7 separate regions of the Homo sapiens genome follow, and all the other regions are linked to region 3. Evidence: chromatin contacts called from ENCODE Hi-C or POLR2A ChIA-PET data. All regions are on one chromosome and are shown on one strand. Each heading gives the region's core, a stretch centred on a gene start or an enhancer-like site at or near the end of the contact. The rest is flanking DNA. Distances are from core to core; before and after follow the strand shown. Region 1 has its middle 43 kb from the start of FNDC1. Region 2 overlaps LINC02901 (long intergenic non-protein coding RNA 2901). Region 3 holds the start of SYTL3 (synaptotagmin like 3). Region 4 has its middle 22 kb from the start of TULP4. Region 5 has its middle 70 kb from the start of TULP4. Region 6 overlaps TULP4 (TUB like protein 4). Region 7 overlaps LOC112267968.

The links. Hi-C counts contacts between places; a loop is a spot of excess contacts on that map. ChIA-PET counts read pairs that join two places held with the same protein, here RNA polymerase II (POLR2A). Pooled maps may share reads with other maps.
Region 1: a loop to region 3 is called in a map with no recorded cell type, with 7 times the contacts of the local background. The contact joins the enhancer-like site here to the promoter of SYTL3 in region 3. A Hi-C loop is called at or near these places in 3 of 168 maps with a recorded cell type or tissue (GM12878, gastrocnemius medialis and sigmoid colon), 6 of 37 single-sample maps with no recorded cell type and 4 of 50 pooled maps. POLR2A ChIA-PET finds 5 or more read pairs at or near these places in 1 of 52 experiments (OCI-LY7).
Region 2: a loop to region 3 is called in a map with no recorded cell type, with 11 times the contacts of the local background. The contact joins the enhancer-like site here to the promoter of SYTL3 in region 3. A Hi-C loop is called at or near these places in 6 of 37 single-sample maps with no recorded cell type and 6 of 50 pooled maps. POLR2A ChIA-PET finds 5 or more read pairs at or near these places in 2 of 52 experiments (GM12878 and H1).
Region 4: a map of B cell shows a loop between it and region 3 (2.2-fold over the local background). The contact joins the enhancer-like site here to the promoter of SYTL3 in region 3. A Hi-C loop is called at or near these places in 2 of 168 maps with a recorded cell type or tissue (B cell and natural killer cell), 5 of 37 single-sample maps with no recorded cell type and 9 of 50 pooled maps. POLR2A ChIA-PET finds 5 or more read pairs at or near these places in 1 of 52 experiments (activated CD4-positive, alpha-beta memory T cell).
Region 5: a map with no recorded cell type shows a loop between it and region 3 (2.8-fold over the local background). The contact joins the enhancer-like site here to the promoter of SYTL3 in region 3. A Hi-C loop is called at or near these places in 4 of 168 maps with a recorded cell type or tissue (CD8-positive, alpha-beta T cell, ascending aorta, dorsolateral prefrontal cortex and 1 more), 7 of 37 single-sample maps with no recorded cell type and 20 of 50 pooled maps. POLR2A ChIA-PET finds 5 or more read pairs at or near these places in 5 of 52 experiments (H1, OCI-LY7, activated naive CD4-positive, alpha-beta T cell and 2 more).
Region 6: a pooled map shows a loop between it and region 3 (5-fold over the local background). The contact joins the enhancer-like site here to the promoter of SYTL3 in region 3. A Hi-C loop is called at or near these places in 13 of 37 single-sample maps with no recorded cell type and 5 of 50 pooled maps. POLR2A ChIA-PET finds 5 or more read pairs at or near these places in 2 of 52 experiments (GM10248 and GM12878).
Region 7: a loop to region 3 is called in a map of naive thymus-derived CD4-positive, alpha-beta T cell, with 3 times the contacts of the local background. The contact joins the enhancer-like site here to the promoter of SYTL3 in region 3. A Hi-C loop is called at or near these places in 1 of 168 maps with a recorded cell type or tissue (naive thymus-derived CD4-positive, alpha-beta T cell) and 7 of 50 pooled maps. POLR2A ChIA-PET finds 5 or more read pairs at or near these places in 3 of 52 experiments (GM12878, activated CD4-positive, alpha-beta T cell and activated naive CD4-positive, alpha-beta T cell).

What each region holds. Positions count from the first base shown.
Region 1 is chr6:159,125,477-159,128,176 of GRCh38, reverse strand. No RefSeq gene overlaps it. Among named protein-coding and RNA genes, the nearest start is that of FNDC1, 43 kb to the left of the region's middle. RefSeq lists a silencer at 359-408 and enhancers at 799-878, 365-2,700. Within about 2 kb of position 1,417, at least 12 of the 41 ENCODE cell types and tissues checked have a DNase peak (open chromatin) inside an H3K27ac peak, as active enhancers do; they include OCI-LY7 and gastrocnemius medialis, where a contact is called at or near this core.
Region 2 is chr6:158,909,491-158,912,190 of GRCh38, reverse strand. It overlaps LINC02901 (long intergenic non-protein coding RNA 2901), which reads right to left. Exons shown (of 3, transcript NR_160980.1): 3 at 1,838-2,224. Among named protein-coding and RNA genes, the nearest start is that of LINC02901, 41 kb to the right of the region's middle. RefSeq lists enhancers at 595-1,388, 1,389-2,182. Within about 2 kb of position 1,415, at least 10 of the 41 ENCODE cell types and tissues checked have a DNase peak (open chromatin) inside an H3K27ac peak, as active enhancers do; they include GM12878, where a contact is called at or near this core.
Region 3 is chr6:158,648,688-158,651,387 of GRCh38, reverse strand. SYTL3 (synaptotagmin like 3) reads right to left here and starts at 1,334. Exons shown (of 18, transcript NM_001242394.2): 1 at 1,310-1,334.
Region 4 is chr6:158,288,980-158,291,791 of GRCh38, reverse strand. It overlaps a transcript of TULP4 not described here. Among named protein-coding and RNA genes, the nearest start is that of TULP4, 22 kb to the left of the region's middle. RefSeq lists a silencer at 828-877. Within about 2 kb of position 1,556, at least 7 of the 41 ENCODE cell types and tissues checked have a DNase peak (open chromatin) inside an H3K27ac peak, as active enhancers do; they include B cell and natural killer cell, where a contact is called at or near this core.
Region 5 is chr6:158,241,370-158,244,139 of GRCh38, reverse strand. It overlaps a transcript of TULP4 not described here and the pseudogene SRP72P2. Among named protein-coding and RNA genes, the nearest start is that of TULP4, 70 kb to the left of the region's middle. RefSeq lists enhancers at 1,168-1,217, 1,618-1,687, 1,798-1,907. Within about 2 kb of position 1,444, at least 17 of the 41 ENCODE cell types and tissues checked have a DNase peak (open chromatin) inside an H3K27ac peak, as active enhancers do; they include OCI-LY7, where a contact is called at or near this core.
Region 6 is chr6:158,327,300-158,329,999 of GRCh38, reverse strand. The region is part of intron 1 of TULP4 (TUB like protein 4); the gene reads right to left. Among named protein-coding and RNA genes, the nearest start is that of SNORA116, 5.7 kb to the right of the region's middle. Within about 2 kb of position 1,289, at least 3 of the 41 ENCODE cell types and tissues checked have a DNase peak (open chromatin) inside an H3K27ac peak, as active enhancers do.
Region 7 is chr6:159,060,833-159,063,541 of GRCh38, reverse strand. LOC112267968 reads left to right here. Exons shown (of 5, transcript XM_047419645.1): 5 at 1-1,664. The coding sequence ends at 6. Among named protein-coding and RNA genes, the nearest start is that of TAGAP, 17 kb to the right of the region's middle. Within about 2 kb of position 1,266, at least 7 of the 41 ENCODE cell types and tissues checked have a DNase peak (open chromatin) inside an H3K27ac peak, as active enhancers do.

The DNA of each region.
Region 1 (2,700 bases), core at 168-2,667, 480 kb before region 3:
TTCACAGGGAGTGAATGAGAACGAGAACATCCCACAACGGTCCTGGTCAGGACGGTCTCCACATCCATGATCCCGTGGTTCCTGGTCCCCTGGTTCCAGGGATGTTTCTGGACTGCCTGTGCTTCCCGGGAGCCAGCTGAGAGAGCAGGGTGTGCTCTCGGATGCTGGTGGGTATGGTCAGTGGGCACAAGCGGACCCTTCCCAGGCGGCAGGTGCCAGGCAGGTGCAGGTGGGTGGTCGGCCGCTGCTGCAGCTCACCCCATGGGTCCCAGGCCGGAAGGGGCTCCCTCAGACCCGGTGCCTTCCTGCAGCTCAGAAGAAAAAGGGTCAGGTAGGCCCCAGAGGGAGCCAGCCGCACCGCTCCACACACCTGTCTCAGCCACAGCCGTGAAACTAAAGATGTATTTTTATTTAGTGACAGCTTTTTGTTAACACGGATGTTTAGAGATTATGGAGAATAAATTGTGGGGAAAATTTTTTTTCACTCTTCTACCATTTGTTGTGGAGAGAAATAGGTAAGTGCAGGGAGTTTGTGATAAAACAGCACCCGGCGGTTCTTCAGAAGTGAATCTGATGGCCGGGCGCAGTGGCTCATGCCTGTAATCCAAACACTTTGGGAGGCCAAGGCAGGCAGATCACCTAAGGTCAGGAATTCAAGACCAGCCTGACCAACATGGCGAAACCCTGTCTCTACTAAAAATAAAAAAATTACCCGGGCATGGTGGCGGGCGCCTGTAATCCCAGCTACTCAGGAGGCTGAGGCAGGAGAATTGCTTGAGCCCAGGAGGTGGAGGTTGCAGTGAGCCGAGATCGCGCCACTGCACTCCAGCCTGGGTGACAGAGCGAGACTCCATCTAAAAAAAAAAAAAAAGAAGAAGTGAATCTGATGTTTGCACTCCACTTTTGAACCATTCACTCTCACTGCTGTCACCAGAAAGACCTGGTGTCGCTGATGCAGGTTCTGGTGGCTGGTTAAGTTTCGATCATCGCCTGGCTTCCTGAGGTCTCGCTGCCTTCTTAGGAAAGGTGACTGGCTTCTGTGTGGGAAGCTATTGTTTAACATGCAATGATGCCATCCTGGCTGCCACTGTGCACTGTCCCATGTATTGAATTTTGACTTTTTCTTTTTAAGTTTCTGTGCTTATCTCTTCTTAGTGTTTACTTTTACCAGTTACAATAATATTACCAAAATAATACACATATAGCTTTGGCAAAAAAAAAAAACAGAAAATGTGAGCAGAATAAGACAGTTCCTTGGGACACAGTTTGGACCCTGACCAAATGCTTTTCTCTAGGCAGAAAGGCTGTCTGCCCGTGAGACAGACACTCAGGAGTGGCCGTTCAGTTGGAAAAGAAGGTCATGCTGCCTGGCCAGGCCCCAGCTCTGCAAGGACACAGGAGTCACACTGCTTGCATCATCCGAGCCTTGCTCCAGAAGGCCTGGCCGCTCTCTTCCCAGGGGTGATTCAGGGACTTAGTCTTGGACCAGACCCCCCTCCACACCTGCCCAGCTCCAGACCCATCTCTTGAATTGAGGGCATCTGCGCTGGACCCAGTGGGTCACTCTGGCAGCTTCATCTGAGCCAAAGATGTGGGTGCCTCCATGGCTGTGTGATTTACCTGTAAGGAAAGCAGTGTTTTACTCAGAGGAGAAGCAAAATCATTTTCCCTGGTCTCAGTGCTACATTATCACTCAGCAATTTGAGGAAATCCTCCGGTTTTCCTATACGAGGAAGCACGCTGCATTGAAGAAAAAAAAAGAGTTGGTTAAACTGAGACCCCAGTATCTGTGAATATGCTCATGGTGCTGCTGCCTGGAACACAGATGCCAAGCAGGGAGACTCATGGCTGTCTGAGCAGCAGCTGACTGTCCATCTCGTGCTAGGCAGAGCCCCTGGACAAGTGGACATAAGACCGGTATTGATTGGCCAGGGCCACGGGGGCTGGGTGTCTTCCAGTCTGCCTGGGACAGCGAAAGCAGCTGTACAGACAGCAACAGTGGGAGGGCTTGCTGGGATGGATGGGGACAGCAGACAGCTTGTCTCCTGTTCAATATCCCCACTGCACTTGGCCTCCTGACATGTCATCAGGAGCCCTGGCAGGGGCTGCTCTGAGCAATAATGTTGGCCCAGAGCAGCTTCCCACATGACCACAGAACCAGCGGTCTGCCCTGTCCTAGGTTAGGTCATCATGGTTTAGAATAAAACAATGAGGCACATTTATTATGGGCATTGAAGGCTTAAGGTTTTCCTTAATTTCCTAATTTTTAGTCAACAGTGATTAGCCTTCATTATGTGTGCCAAGTGGGATTTTAAGGCAGGGGAAATGTAAGATAACTATTGCCATTCAGAGGAGAGTTTTACTGATGTTTCTTTCTTCCTATGTATTTTATGGTATTCATTTTAACCACATTTCATCCAAAAAGTTGATGCAGCTTTAAGATGAATGTTACATTTTACTTTCAAGGAATTATTACTTGTGTTCTCTTTGTAAAGGAAAAATAATATTGTACTTTTATTAAATAATGTACAGATGTTCTCTGTATTTTTGAATCATGATATGGATTATGGATATATTGCTTAACAAATTTTTTTTGGAGCAAAATAAAAAGAGGAGACATTTGTGCTCTGGAATGTTCTTCCCTGTTCAGCAATAGTTTCCCTCCTAGTACTAATTTTTGGTGGTGCTATTAATTTTCAT
Region 2 (2,700 bases), core at 166-2,665, 260 kb before region 3:
GGGGAATTAATGGGAGATGAGGAAATGTAGACACGGACAACATGGATGCCTTTACCAAGAAGCCAGGCTGTGGAATAAAGATCAACAGTAACAAACCCCTTCAACGTGTAATTTCATTGTTAGGCCAAACTGGAAGAGAGCCAAAAGCCACCAGGAGCCCAGTCCAAATGTCACCTGCCCACCACACACAGCGGGCTTCCTGTGGTATGAACTATTCACCCCAAATCAGCCTCTTCCCCAGAGCAAACGCCTACCCTGTTGGTATATTTGTAGTCCCTTTCCTGCCTGCCAAGGTGCTGGAAGTAATTGTGCAGGTATGAGCTGGCCAGCCATAGGGCAGCAACCCTCTATGCAGACACAGAATGTCCTGAGCACACCAGGAACTGCAGACACCAGCACCCCACATGACTTCTAGAACTTCCAAGTGCCCACTGATGACATCCTCTGTAAATGCCCCAAGAGAGCAATGCTTTTTTGCCTTGGAAACATCTTTTATACAATCCAGTCTCTCCCAGATCCCTGACCTGAGGCATCGAGGAGAGTTGGTTTGTTTTTAGAAGGCAGCCATTCTTGACAAAATGCACACAAAGATTGGCAGCTATCTGCCTTCCAGGGGCCCCATGAGAGACTAACTCCTCTCCTTCCAACTCCTCTACTTTCAAAGCAAGATGTAGTTTGGGGACAAAATCAGGGAAAGGAGAAACAGGATTTCTTCTCTCCCCGCCACCCGCCATCAGGCTACCAGAGTTTTTAAGGGTAGAGATAGGCTCAGATTTTCCCTGAGGGGTTACGTATACAAAAAATATTCCATAATCATCCAATGGGATCATTACAAATTACTGGATAAAAGCCTTTCTTTCTTCAATCCTCATAGCCCTCTTCTCTTCAAAGAAGTCCACAGAGCTGGAAAAATATAGGAGACAAAAGATTTAAAGACGAATCTAGGGCGAAAACAAAGTGGAAACTTCCCAGCCATGTTCTTGAATGCTAAGCTGAGCCCTGATTCATCAAACACTTTGAATGTGATTCCTAAAATCAATCTTTTCTTTTTCATTTAAAAAAAACAATGCCTACAGGCTCACATTTTGTAGAACAGTGGTGAAAGAGAATTGAAAATATTATTCAAACATATTTTACAACTAACTGAAAAGAACAAACATTTAGAGAAGTGAAAGTCACTGAAATAGGCCTCCCCTGTGCTTTTCTTCAAAGATTTTCTGATGTCAGCTTAGAAGTGAGTTAGAGAAAGGATTAAATACAAAGGAGGGGAGGGGTTCTCTCATCAGCCACCCATGAGAATTGGGAGTTTCTGGCTCAGGCCAGAGAGGCGACTGCCCCTGCCGGGGGACCTCCACCTCTCGGCCACCTTTTTCCACCTGCATAGCCCCTTCCCCCATCAAACTGCACTTAGGAAGGTCAATAATGGTGCTGGTGGTCACATATTCCCTGACGTTCCTGGGTTCAGTTGCTGCTATGTCTTTTTAGATGCTAATTTTATGCTTCACTCAAAGGTTTTCCAAAGAAAGAGGCTTTTAAGTAATGAAAGAATGAATGGGGTTTAAAGCCCTGGCAAGCTGATACCGATCAGTCTCTGGAAAGGTACAAAGCACGCTGTAGAACGGGTTTGGCTTGGAACTGAAACCACGCATCGGAGAAAATATTTGCAACAGAGGGGGTGTCACTGCCACAGGAAACTTAGCAAGGGGCCCATTTCCCAGTATAGTTTAGTTATCTCAAAAGATTTCTTCCCTGTCCAGGTATTATTACCACAGGAGACTGGGAAGAATCACCAGATGAAAATGCTTACATTTAATACTAAAGCTTCCTTGCAAAGCAATAAAAGTTTTATATGATTTAATTTATTAGTTTCATTGTAGAACGATTTTTAACCAGTCTTGTCCGAGACTCAGAATTTTGGTTGACTTTTGTACTTAAATTTACCACGGAATTTTCTTTCCACTTGTAAGATTTAAGTGTTTAACAAGTACTTGCTGGTAAAGGCGCTAACAAAAGCGTTGCTGAGTAACACCAGAACTGTTCACACACTAAAAGGCTGAGACGGGGGAAGAGCAGACGAGGGGGATCTTCTCTGGGGAAAAGATAGAGGCTAGGATGTGCCACCCCTCGGAAGAGCAGATGGACAGCACGACTGCTGCCGTCCCAGCCACCACGGTCCCAGCACCAGACACCGGCTTCGAGTGGTTTCTTATCTTCACTTCTTCCTCTTAAAAAAAAAAGAAAAAAAAATCAAATAATACACAAAGGCATAAAAAATAACACAATCAGCACCTTTTACTCCCCCACTACCCAGCTTAAGAAATAAAACATGATAGGCCGGGCGCGGTGGCTCACGCCTGGAATCCCAGCACTTTGGGATGCCAAGGCGGGCGGATCAGGAGGTCAGGAGATCGAGACCATCCTGGCTAACACGGTGAAACCCCGTCTCTACTAAAAATACAAAAACACATTAGCCCGGTGTGGTGGCGGGTGCCTGTAGTCCCAGCTACTCGGGAGGCTCACTCTGTCACCCAGGCTGGAGTGCAGTGGCGCAATCTCGGCTCACTGAAACCTCTGCTGCCCGGGTTCAAGCAATTCTCCTGTCTCTGCCTCCTGAGTAGCTGGATTATAGGCGCCTGCCGCCATGCCTGGCTAATTTTTGTATTTTTAGTAGAGATGGGGTTTCACCATCTTAGCCAGGCT
Region 3 (2,700 bases), core at 85-2,584:
ATCTCTTGACCTCATGATCCATCCGCCTAGGCCTCCCAAAGTGCTGAGATGACAGGCGTGAGCCATCACACCCGGCCGAGAATTAATATTATTATATCCTTCTAGGTACTACTCACAATTGTTGTTATGCTTTCTGTTGTGCCAACAGCTACTATTTATTTAGCTCTTACTCTGAACCAGATAGTTTAAGTACTTTGCATACATTATCTCTACTAATCCTTATTGCCACATTATGAAGTAAATGTACCCATTCTACAGATGAGGAGAGTGAGTCTTGGAGTGATTAAGTAACTTACCTAAACTCACACTCTAAACTGGGTCTGTTTAACTCCAAAACCTTATGCTTCATTTAGGCAAAGCAGCTAAGTTAGAATCTCCAACTATCTTGGCTAAATAATCTTTTCTACACCAATTCTAATTTCTTTTTTTCTTTTTTTGAGACGGAGTCTTACTCTGTTGCCCAGGCTGGATTGCAGTGGCAGGATCTTGGCTCACTGCCACCTCCGCCTCCCAGGTTCAAGTGATTCTCGTGCCTCAGCCTCCTGGGCAGCTGGGATTACAGGTGCCTGCCACCACACCCAGCTAATTTTTGTATTTTTTTTTTTTTTTTAGAGATGGGGTTTCATCATGTTGGCCAGGCTGGTCTCAAATTCCTGATCTCAAGGGATCTACCCACCTTGGCCTCCCAAAGTACTGGGATTACAGGCGTGAGCCACCGCACCCAGCCCAATTCTAATTTAATAAATCTTTAATATCTAATGTGCACTTTCCTCTCATAGTCTCTTTCTTACCAAGCAATTTAGAGATTAAGGAAGCTTAATTAAAAGAAATTTAAATTAGACCCTAGCTAACTTTTTTATAATTCCAAAATGATATTTATGTTCCACCTCCAAACGAGAAATTACGGATGATCAAAACAATAAAGTCGATTCAGAGAGAGCAAAATAGTAATAAACTGTAAGTATAAGAATTTGCAAACCAAAGAAGAAAGCAAATGACACTCTACCCTTTAAAAAAAAAAATCACACCATATAGCTTTTGGATAGTGTTTTTCTGTTTTGTTTTGGTTTTTAATTAACTCTGAAGTCACTTCCACCATATCACTTAAATCATTATTATCTCAAATGTTAAATGTATGTTATTCAATAAAATTACAAGATATCTTTTATCTAATTTATTATGTTTTGTTTCCTACCTTTTCAATGTCATAAATTTAAGAAAAGTTACAATAACTATAATCTCTACCCACCCCACTCCCCCACTCCTAAAACGACCTGCTGCAACGGCCAGCCATGCCTTCTCATCCTACCTTCGCATCTGCTTCAAGAGAAGAGACCAGAGCCGGCTCTGCAGAGAAGGAAGTCAATTCTTCTTGTTAGAGTAACTGACGTATTTCTCTTCCCTTCCTGTCGGGCACAGGCTGACGCAGTGCACCCTGTGTGGCCAGCCTTACATGCCTCGGTGGCTACTCCCACATCACTAGGGACCCAGGGAGCAAAGCCACCCCAAAACCACATCAAGGAGCTCTTCTATGCCAACATTTTACATTTTTAGCTGGAGGAAAGACCAGGCTGATGCTGGTGAAATGTTTCACCCTTCCTAAGGAAACTCCCTACAGAGACTACAGCCTTCAAATATTCAAATGTTCTCACATTTGTGAAGGGTTTCACATTGACTTCAGTGTAAATGACTAACCACATCTCAAAGAACAGCTATTAACTCAAGAATAATTTACAAGAAAGGGGGACAGCCAGGCCAAGAGCGATGAAGATTGTAATGAAATCACCAAGGGGAACCTTCAAAATGCTGTGCGTGTACTAGGTAGTATTACTCAGCACCGTGAAGTGTCCCTGCCCTGCTAACTCAGGCATGGCCAAGGACTTGCTCTGGAGAGCAATAAGACAATGAAGTGTGTGCAAAGGTGCCACGTGCCACGTAGGCTTGGCACCTACCGAGCCAGTACTGGGGCCACCATTCATTCTCTTTCCCTTCTCTTTCCCTTGATGACTCCAGACACAGGCTGCTCCAGCAACCTCGTCTCAGCATGGAGAAGACATGAAGCAGAGCCATGGAAGATCCTTGATGGTCATGGAGTGTGAGTGGCAAATAAATGTTTGCTGTCATCAACCACTGAGAGTGTAGGGCCATTTGTTTCTGCAGCTAACCTAGCCTATTCTGCTGATGTAGTGTGTAGTGTTTTCACAAACACAGAACTGAGCACCAAACTATTTAATAACTACTATAGCATGAATATTTACCCATTGGAACAAATGCCAGCGGAGGCCCTGCTATACCACGAGTTATCCTTTAGTTATTGGATCTTGGGGATGAGGTCCCAGGGAAGGGGCTGCAGTCACCAGGATTGAGAGGAAGAGGGACCCAAGAAGCTCAGAGCAGCCACTGTTTCATGGGGTACAGAGGTATTTCAGCACAACTGTGCCTCCGCTTCCCAGCTCAATAGCAGATCTAAATATAGGCACTTCTTAGCTAATCTCTTTAGCTTTTCTCAGCACAGGACTCTCACTTTAGATATGTGTCAGCCAGAGTTTCTTTTCCTTTACAACATTAAATTCCTCAGCCATGAGTGTTTCAACAGCACCCTCGTCCTCATCGTCTTCTTCTGTTACTATTATTTTGACTCAGCATGATCTCATAGTAACACACTTCTTGGCACAGGGGAAGAAAGGAAAAAATGGAAAA
Region 4 (2,812 bases), core at 307-2,806, 360 kb after region 3:
GGAATTAATGAACTCAATCTAATAGCTCAAGAAATTACCCAATTTTTTTATAGCACAGAGACACAAGGAGATAGAAATATAAGAGATCAAGAGAAATGAAAGATAGATTAAAAAAGGACAAATCTAATTAAAATTCTAAAGGGACAGAACAGAGAAAATGGAAAAGAAATATCTGAAGACATAACAACTGAGAATTTGCCAAAACTGATAAAAAAAAATGCACAGACACAAGAAGCAGCACAATATATGCCACGCAGGAGAAATAAAGAAGAAATCCACACCTGGGCACACTTTAGTAAAAGTGCACAATAAAAACACCAAGAGAAGAGTTCAGAAGTAGCCAAAAGGAAAAGACAGGTGCTTACAAAAGAATGACAATTAGATGACAGAGACATCTCAACAGCGGCACTGGCTGCCAAAATCAATGAAATAGTATCTTCAAAGCACTCAAAGAAAACACAATTATATTCCCAGAAAGATTGTCTTTTAAGAATTAGAGTGAAATAAGAAGACCATTTCAAAAGAATAACAGCTGAAATTTAAGGCCAACTGACCTCGCAATATAACATCTAAACAATATTCTTCAGGTAGAAGGAAAATGTCTCAGAAGGAAGGTCTAAGAAACAACGAAAAAAGAAATTGTTAAATATGTAGGTAAAATTAAACAATGTCTGTTCAAAACAGAACAATAAAGCAGAAACAGCAGACTCATATTAATACACAGTACTTATCAACTTCTAGGTATAGCTCTTAATGCTTTATAGGTACTATATTTCTCATTGAAAAGCCTTAGCCTTATGAGAAAGATCCTTTTGTTGTCCACATTTTATAGGTGAGGAAATTGAGGCACAGGCAGGTTAAATGCTTGCCCGACACTATCCGGTAGGCAGCAGAGCTGGGTGTCACACCAGGCTGCCGGTTTCAGTTTCTAGTTTATGTGCTTAACCACTAGACTGTGTCTATGACAAATGTGGGGGGGAAGGTAGAAAACTAAAAAATAAAAAAAAGACAATTTGATCAAACAAGGATGACCAGAGCCAAAAGTACTCTAAGGCCTTTATATTGTTTTAGAAGGATAGTTAAAATACTCAACCTTATACTTAATTATCTTAGGTAAGCATGGTAAAATTTAAAGGGCAATCACTAAAAAACTAGAAATAAAGTATAAAACTTCTAAATCACTGGAGGGGTAAAAACAGAAGGGAGGTGGGAGCAGGGGAGACCAAAATCAATCCCCTAGAAAGAGAAAAACAATACAAAAGGAAAAATAAATGAAAATGTACAAAGCTTCTGCACAGCAAAGGAAACAATCAACGAAGTAGACATAATCCACAGAATGGGAGAAAACATTTGCAAAATTATTCATCCAACAAAGGATTAACAACTAGAATATATAAGGAACTCAACAGCAAAAGACATTCTGATTTGAAAATGGGCAAAGGATCTGAAAAGACATTTCTCAAAAGGAGACAACAAATGGAGAGCAGGTACATGAAAAAGTGCTCCACATCACTATCATCAGGGAAATGCAAATCAAAACCACAAGCAGATGTCTTCTCACCCCAGTTAAAATGGCTATTACTAAAAGAGTCAGAAAATAACAAATGCTGATGTGGATGCTTGAGCCCAGGAGATCGAGATCAGCCAGGGCAACACAGTGGGACCCCGTTTCTACAAAAAATTTTAAAATTAGCCAGCATGGTGGCATGCGCCTATGGTCCCAGCTACACAAGAGACTGAGGTGGGAGGATGGCTTAAGTCTAGGAGGTGGGGGCTGCAGTGAGCCATTAATCACGCCACTACACTCCAGTGACAGGGTGAGACCCTGTCTCAAAACAAAACAAAACACTTCTTGGCTATAGCAAAGGTGGTATTTTGAAAGAAAATTCATTGCCTTAAATGCTTATGTTAGTCTGGGCATGGTGGATTACATGTGCAATCCCAACACTTTAGGAGGCCAGGGTGGGAGGACTGCTTGAACCTAGGAGTTCAAGACCATCCTGGGCAACACAGTGAGACCCCGTCTCTACAAAAAATTAAAAAATCAGCCAGGCATGGTGGCACATGCCTGTGGTCCCAGCTTCTCAGAAGGCTGAAGTAGGAGGATCACTTGAGCCCAGGAGGTCAAGGCTGAAGTAAGCCATGATTGCACCACCGTACTCCAGCCTGGACCACAAAATGAGACGCTGTCTCAAAAAACAAAACAAAACAAAACAACAACAACAACTTATGTTATAAAAGAAGAAACTGTTATAAAATGTTATAAAACTTATGTTAGAAAAGAAAACATGTTATAAATTAAGGGGCTAAACATTCAACTTAAAGAAGTTAGAAAAGTACAGCATAAACCAAAAGAGAGTAAAGGAAGAAGATAGTAAAAACAGAAATTAAATAAATAAAAAGAAAAAAAAATTAGACAAGCTAAACAAAGCCAAACACTGATTCTTTGCAAAATGTAATCAAAGACACAAAGCTCTGGCAAGATAGATAAAGACAGAGCAGCACAAATAAATACTGACAATGAAAAGAGGGCTACAACTAACTACAGACACCATGAAACTTAAGATAAAATAATACCATGAACAACTTAATGTTATAAAATTAGATAACATATGAAATGAGTAAATTCCTAAGAAACACAATTTAACAAAACTACCTCAAGAAGAAAGACAGTCTAAATTGTTCTATAACCACTAAAGAAAATGAATCTGTAGTTTAAAATCATCCCACAAAGAAATCAGGCCATATAGTTTACAAACGAGTTCTACCAAACATTCAGGAATAGCCTACAGCAGTATTACACAAACTCAAT
Region 5 (2,770 bases), core at 195-2,694, 410 kb after region 3:
GAGGGAGCAATTTGAGCATCGAAAGGACAGTAACTGCAATGGACTGAAACACACCACGTATGCTAAAATAGGCGTTCATAATGTTATGCGAAAAAATTTAAAACCCTCAACCATCACCACTGGAGGATGCTAGGGGACCAAATCATAACTTTGAAAACTGGTAAATCAAGGGAAATAATCAGACACTTTTCAAACCCTTCCTATACACTCTATACCTCAAGGTAACCAAATAATTGACAAAGGAGAATTTCTACACACACACACACACACACACACACACACACACACACACCTATTTCAGCTAATAACTAAATGACAGGATGTAACCATATTGTAATCCCTCCTGAACTCATAGACCAAGTTAACATTCAAGAATGGTTGCTAGTATCACAAAAAGAAAGAAAGAAGACTTCCTGATGAAAATAATCCTGCCCTCACAAAAAAATAAAATTGGATTCTTTTGATTTAGCCTCTACAATGAACTACCAATGTACAGGAAACACAAGAAATAAAATAACATATTTTACATTACAAGGATGCAAAGAATAAAATTCAGTTTCTTCAATAAAGAGTTGCAAAGAAAAAAAAAGATAGAGAACCTATAGGTTAAAAGAGACTTTAAACCATCCAACTGCAATGTATGGACCTTATTTGCATCTTAATTCAAACAATCATATATATATATATGATATGATATAAACACACACACACACACGTACACGCCCATACACACACATACATACACACAAATATATACTGCAGTCAAGGAGTATTGATTGGATATCTGATGATACTAAGAAAAAATTTTTAAGGTAAGATAATAGTATTGTAATTATTTTAAGGGGTCTTTTTCTTTTGGAGACATGTACTAAAATATTTACAGACAAAATTATATGACAGCTTGATTTGCTTTAAAATAATCCAAGTGGAGGGACGTGAGAGGTATTGCTCAAACAAAACTGGTAACGTTTTAAAATTGCCAAAGCTGGGCAAGATACAGTGCTTTATTACACCAGTCTCCACTGTTAGCAATGTTTTAAAATTTCCATGATAGGCCGGGTGCGGTGGCTCACGTCTGCAATCCCAGCACTTTGGGAGGCCGAGGCGGGCGGATCACGAAGTCAGGAGTTCGAGACCAGCCTAGCCAACATAGTGAAACCCTGTCTCTACTAAAAACAACAAAAAAATTAGCCGGGTGTTGTGGTGGGCACCTGTAATCCCAGCTACTTGGGAAGCTGGGGCAAGGAGAATCACTTGAACCCGGGAGGCGAAGGTTGCAGTGAGCCAAGATTGCGCCACTGCACTCCAGCCTGGGCGACAGTGAGCAGCAGGGTGGAGTTTCAGTGCCTGTGCTGTGTGGAGTGAAGTGAACCGGTACGGCCAGAACAGCAACTTCCTGTGTGCTCTCAAGCCTGTCAATAAGATACTGCAGATCCACAAAGATGATGTAACTGGCCTGCATTGTAAAGTGATATGCCTTATCCAGAAAGGAAGTTTCAGAGAAGCCTTGAATGTCATCAATACTTGCACCAAACTGTTAGCCAATAACTCTCTCTCCTTTGAAAAGGCATATTGCGAGTACAGGCTCAACAGAATTGAGAATGTCTTGAAGACAGTAGAAAGTACCAACCGGCAGACAGACAAACTGAAGGAGCTTTATGGATAAGTGTTACACCGTTTGGAACACTATGATGAATGCTTAGTGGCATAAAGAGATCTCGTCCGAAACTCCCACGATGCTTATGATGAGGAGAGGAAAACAAACCCTTCAGCAGTTGTTGCAGCTCAAAGCAATTGGGAAAAAGTGGCTCCAGAGAGCCTGGGCTTCCAAGAAGGCACACATGAGCTGTGCTAAACACTGCATGTGCACTGATAGACCACGGCCAGCTGAACCAGGCCATGAACATCCTACAAAAAGCTGAAGGTCTTTGCCACCATTCATTATCAGAAGACACTGATGAGACTGAGGAAGACCCACAGGCAGGACTGGCCATCACTTATGGTCAGATGGCCTATATTCTGCAGCTTCAGGGTCAAACAGAGGAGGCTCTGCAACTTTACAATCAAATACTACTACTAAAACCAACGGATGTAGGGTTACTAGATGTAATTGCAAATAACATCATTACCATTAACAAGGACCAAAATGTCTTTGACTCCAAGAAGAAAGTGAAATTAACCAATGCGGAAAGAGTAGAGTTTAAGCTTTCCAAGAAACAACTACAAGCTATAGAATTTAACAAAGCTGGCCTGGCGCGGTGGCTCATGCCTGTAATCCCAGCACTTTGGGAGGCGGAGGCAGGCAGATCACAAGGTCAGGAGTTCGAGACCAGCCTGGCCAATACGGTAAAACCCCGTCTCTACTAAAAATACAAAAATTAGCTGGGCGTGATGGTGCGTGCCTGTAGTCCCGGCTACTCGGGAGGCTGAGGCAGAAGAATCGCTTGAACCAGAGACGCAGAGGTTGCGGTGAGCCAAGGTCACGCCACTGCACTCCAGCCTGGGTGACAGAGCGAGACACCATCTCAAAAAAAAAACAATTTCACGCCTGACTGGTTTTGGTGGAGACGGGGTTTCGCTGTATTGGCCGGGCGGTCTCCAGCCCCTAACCGCGAGTGATCCGCCAGCCTTGGCCTCCCGAGGTGCCGGGATTGCAGACGGAGTCTCGTTCACTCAGTGCTCAATGGTGCCCAGGCTGGAGTGCAGTGGCGTGATCTCAGCTCACTACAACCTACACCTCCCAGCCGCCTGCCTTGGCCTCCCAAAGTGC
Region 6 (2,700 bases), core at 40-2,539, 320 kb after region 3:
CATATGTGGTTAATATTATGTTTCTATTGCACAATGCTGATTTAAAATATAATAATGCTTTTTTTAAAAAAGAGATATTGATCACTTAAACAAGTGTTTCATTACTAGGGGAAAATTTCAGTTTACATTACAGAGCCTGACTCCCCTAAGGTGTTTTCAATCTTGAAAATAGTTAGGTTTTTCAAAGCACAATTAAAGGAAAACAAAATTTTAAGGCCTAGGAGACAAGCAAAAGCTCTTTGGTCATGTTTAAGTGATTCCCTAATTAGTCACAAATGCCATCTGTAGCGAATTTCCTGAAGAGGTTAAAAAAAAATCTAAAATTGTGAAAAACATCAAGTGAATGGAGAGACAATAGATGGTTTTTACACTCTTGTTTTCTGTATAAAATTAACTTCCCAAGTCCTAAACATTAACTCATACTGCCTTTTTAAACAAAGCCATCAAACATTTATTTCTGCTACCAAGGAGTTTACAAAATAGAGCTTTCTGACAAGGATGGTGCTTTCGAGGTTATTCTTCTTTTTTTTTTTTAATGTTAAGGTTCTGATTAATGAACTCTTCCTTAAACTCTAAAAATTTAATCAGCAAAGAAAGAACAGAGCTAAAACATACAAATCTCGGTTTTGCCTTAAACGTTGTCACAGGGATTATATACAGGGAGGAAAAAGAAAGGCTGGAAGTGAGCTTGACTAGGAGGATAAAGAAAAGTCCCTAAGATAGAGACAATCTCCTCTGTATTTTAGTAGACCAAATCTAACTAGGCCAAGTGGAAAAAACAACACATGTCAGTAAGAATTCCCTAAAACAGCAACAATGAGGAAGAGAAACCAAATGTAGGTTGCCAGAAGGTACAATAAAAACACCCAGCAATAGAATCTTGGGCAAAATGCACAGGTGTGTTTGTTTTGGAAGTTTGGAGTCAAGGTTGTGGGTGGACCCAACTGGAAACACCAAACTGTTGCACAGTACAAATTCTCACGTTTTTCCTTGTGGCACCCTTCCCACCCATCCTATACCATATCCCAGAGAAATGACCAACTTCTAGACAAAAACCTCCTAGTAAAATACGATACCCACTGCCCAGTGCACTAAGGATTCATTTCTGTGTTTCTGACTAAAACCCTCGCTGTTGAAGGCCCAATAGGTAGCTCCATGCAGAGCTGAGGCCCCAAGTCAGGCTCTGCTGGCTTGCGAGGCGGGAAGATGAATGAACTGCACAAGATGAGTCTAGAATGCCTTACAGATTAGGCACATTAGTGTCCAGTGTCCTAGAATCCCAAACCTGTAACAGAACTAGTGGCAAAAGTCCCTCCTCCCCACACAGCGGGGACACCTCCCACCTGTACTAACCTCTCACCTGCCTCCTGCCTCACATTCCATTCCCACATTTAGCAACCATGAGGGCACTCCTCTCCCCTGCTGAGCCATATGAGATGTAACTAGGCAATTCTTCTCTCCACCAACATCAGGCACTGAAGGGTTATTCTCTGGGTTAGCCACAACTCGTTTTGGGAATCTCAGGCACAGCAGAGATAGTGACAAGGATTGAAAACAAGAATGATGTTGTGAAAAGCCAAATACATAGAATCTAGAAGGTTCCTGAGTTCAATTTCAGCTCTGTCAATTAGCAGAGATGCCTTACTTTGGGCAAGCTGCTTAACGTCTCTGTACCTCACTTTCCTCATCTAAAAAAAAAAGATGACAATAACAGGTGCAAAGCTGCAGAGCTGATGTGAGGACTGAGTGAGCTATAGCACTTAGGATGGTGTCTGGTACAAAATAAATACTCAATATTAGCTCCTCCTCCTCCCTCCTCCTGCTCCTCCAACTTTCATATAACTAGGTCTACCTCTTTCCCAGCACGCACGCACACACACACACACACACACACACACACACACACACACACACACACACCAGCTCTGAGAATGCTGGCAACAGGAGTATATTCACAGGTGTGTGACTGGAAGTTTCTTACTGAAAGAAACTGGACCACTACGGAGAAAGCTGCTTGGATGCTGACCTTTGGCAGTCCCAAGAAAACAGCTGGTTCTCCCCCAGGTCATTATATAATACAATAAAGCTCACCAGCTAAACACCCCCTACATATACACACACAAAAGATGCCAAAGAGATTCATGGTGCACTACTCTTACATTTGAATAAATAGTCAAGGATCATTAGACATTTAAAGAAGACCTCAATTATAAAAAATCTGGGTGGTGGTGGGGAGATTCACACAGAACCACCCCTATACACACTCACACACACCTCTTTAAAAAACCTCAAAAAAAGCAGATCTAATGCATGGACAAAAAAAAAATTGTTTAAAACCATAATTTGTATCCTCACAGAAGTATGAGAAAATATAGTGCCCATAAAATAAGAACTGGAGCAGCCAGTAGATTAGAACAAGATGTTAGAAATGAAAACCATCATGGCTCTGAAATAATTTTGATTAGAAAAGCTTAAAAAATAAAGTAAGGAAATCTCTCAGAAAGTCAAACATGTAAAACTTTAAAAGTCAGGAAGTTATTCTAAGAGGTTAAACATCTGACTAGTAGGTTAGAGAAAACAGAGAAAATCCAGGATGCAGGTGGGTAGTAATTCTTAAAGCAACAACAACCAAAAAGCCCTGGAACTGAAGAGCATCGTTTCCACCAAATGGGTCTCTACCTTGTTAATGTGAAAAAAGTT
Region 7 (2,709 bases), core at 17-2,516, 410 kb before region 3:
CCTTAGCCGAAAACAGAGATTCTGACTGAGGAATTCCAGACATCTCTGGAGAGACCTCATATGTGGAACCTTCTCAGTGTATTTCATCAACCGTGTCCTTTCCAGCCTAAATGGTCTCCCTGACTCAGGCATTCCCAAACTGAGAAGCTTCAGGGGATTTGGAAATAGCCTAGAACCCGAAGCCAAGAAGACCAACATTGGAATCCTAAATCTGTCTTTTCCTGAGTATTTTACCCAGGCAAATTTCATTCAGTATCCTCATCCATTAAGGAAGTAGCTTTATCTGCACTACAGAATTTTGAGGAAGAATAAATGAGCTGCTGTCACACATAGTTTAGAGAACTAAGAATGAGGTAGCTTAAATAGAAATAACTAACACAGAATTTCTCGCACTTAGCAGGTGTGTGATGCAAGTGCTGGCTGCTAACTGGTTTTTTGTTTTGGTTGGGGGAAGGAAGATCCAGGCCAGTGAAGATGGTCTTCACAGCCAAGATGATTGATAAGGTTAGAATTACTAAGTTTCTGATCTCAGTCCATCTCTGAGGGGTGACTTGGGAACTCTCCCACAACCTCCCTATTTGCTTCAAATTGTTCTGGCAAACTGCTTAATGGCAAAGTGTGGAGAAGGGCTTTCTACTGGAGAGCAGATATAAACACCTGCAAAAGGAGGGGCCATGAAGAAGGCTCACTCTGCAGCCTTACAGAGGCCCAAATGATAGCAGAGAAGCTTGCAGCCACACGTAAGAACTGAGAGGTTCACTGAGCATCACAATAAAAAACCAGCTCCGCAAAGTTCGTAGCCACAGATGTAGGGCTTTGGCAGGAAATGGTTGGGGTTGTGTCATCTTCTTTTACTTTCTGAAATATTCTAGAAAAATGGCTTCTGTTTTATCCTTGCAGTAGATAACTGTGGTCCTATAAACTTCATAGGATCAGCTCATAGTGTACAAGGTAGGAACCATCATTAATGTTTGTGACACTCTTTCTTGACAGAGAAACTTTAGAATACTAATAATAATAATGGTCCACAGTTACCCAGAACTCGCTATGCGCCTGTCACTCTTCTGAGCACTTGATATACAATAAGTCACCCACTTCCTTTCTGACACAGATGTCCTAGTCACATGTGAGGTAAGAGTCTTTCAAACTGGGCGTCACAAATGGATTTTCTCCTTGCAGAATGGCTTCCTCCAAGTTAGAAAAAATTCTTTCTCTTACTAATGTGGGAAGTTCCACCCCCTCTAATATCAGATGACCACAAGAAGCCCTGGCATCTCCACTCACGCTGGCCTGAGCATGGCTATGCCCTTTGAACTGTCCCTCCCGTTGTAGTCTCTGGGATATCATGCAATCCTGTGACTGCTGTTTTTGATTCATTCAGATGGGTTCGTTTACAATGTCAGCACAGGCCAACCAGCATAGACAACGCTTCTTTTCATAAAAAGGAACTTCAGATACTGTGTTTTTAAGAGAATTAAATGAGATAATTCAGGTAAACCTCTGAGCATGGCGCCTGCCCCCAGGGAAGGGTTTGGATGGTTTGAGAACTACTAGAGTGGTCGCCTGCGAGGGCTGCCATTACAAGGGACCACAGACTGGGTGGGTTAAATGGCAGAAATGTACATCTCCTGGTTCTGGAGGCTGGAAGTCCAAGATCAAGGTGTCAGCAGGGTTGGTTCCTTCTGAGGCTGTGAGAGAAGAGTTTGTTCCAGGACTCTCTCCTCAGCTGGTAGATGGCTGATTTCTCCCTGCGTCTTCACATCCTCTTCCCTCTATACATATTTGTGCTCAAATTTCTAGTTTTTGTGAGTATATCAGTCATCCTGGATTGCCCACCCTAAAGACCTCACTTTAACCAAATTCCTTCTGTAGCGATCCTATCTCCAAGTAAGGCCACAATCTGAGGTACTGGGGACTCCAACACATAAATAAGGTTGGGGGCAGGTGGGCACGCAAATCAACCCACTGCCAAGGGGCTGGTATCACTGCACTGCAGTCAGAGAGTTCGCCGTAGGGACAGGGGGCTAGGGGACCGGCCAAGCAGATAGATAAGACAAACTGAGCCTGAAATCTGGCTGGAGACCAAGTCCTCAAGGGCTCTAAGTGCTGATGAGGACAACGGGGGTGCAAAGAGGATAAGCCCCTCACCCAGTGCTGTCTGAAGTCTACCAGGGAGGTTGGGTGAGGACGTCCTAAGACTTGAAGCAACAAAGAAGTCTCAGGGCTGAGCCAGAATCAGGCTGACCCAGCCATGGAGGGGAGGGGCTGCCATGGAGGCCAAGGAAGTGCTCCAGCTCCCTCTGAGTCGGTCAAGTCCCTTCAGGGGCATTAACTCATTGGTGCTCCAGCTTCCTCGTGCAGTACCATGCAGACATTACCAGAGTACCAACCCTTCAGGAATCCTCGAGAGAGGTGGCATGAGGGCAGTCAAGCTGGATCCTGCCCTCTGGGGGTTGTGATCTGGTAGAAGGCAAACGTGTGTGTGAAAAAATAAAACATAGTGTCAGAACTGATGGGTCTCAAGAGAAAATAAGATAGAATAATAGGAGGGTTCAGGAAAAGGCAGTGTATTCATTTCCAGGGGCGCTGTAACATATTACCACAAACAGCTCTGAGGCTAGAAGTCCAAAGTCAATGGTTCCGCTGGGTGGGTGCCCCTGGAAGGCTCTAAGGGAGAACGTGTCCGGGCCTTCTCCTGGCTTCCAGTGG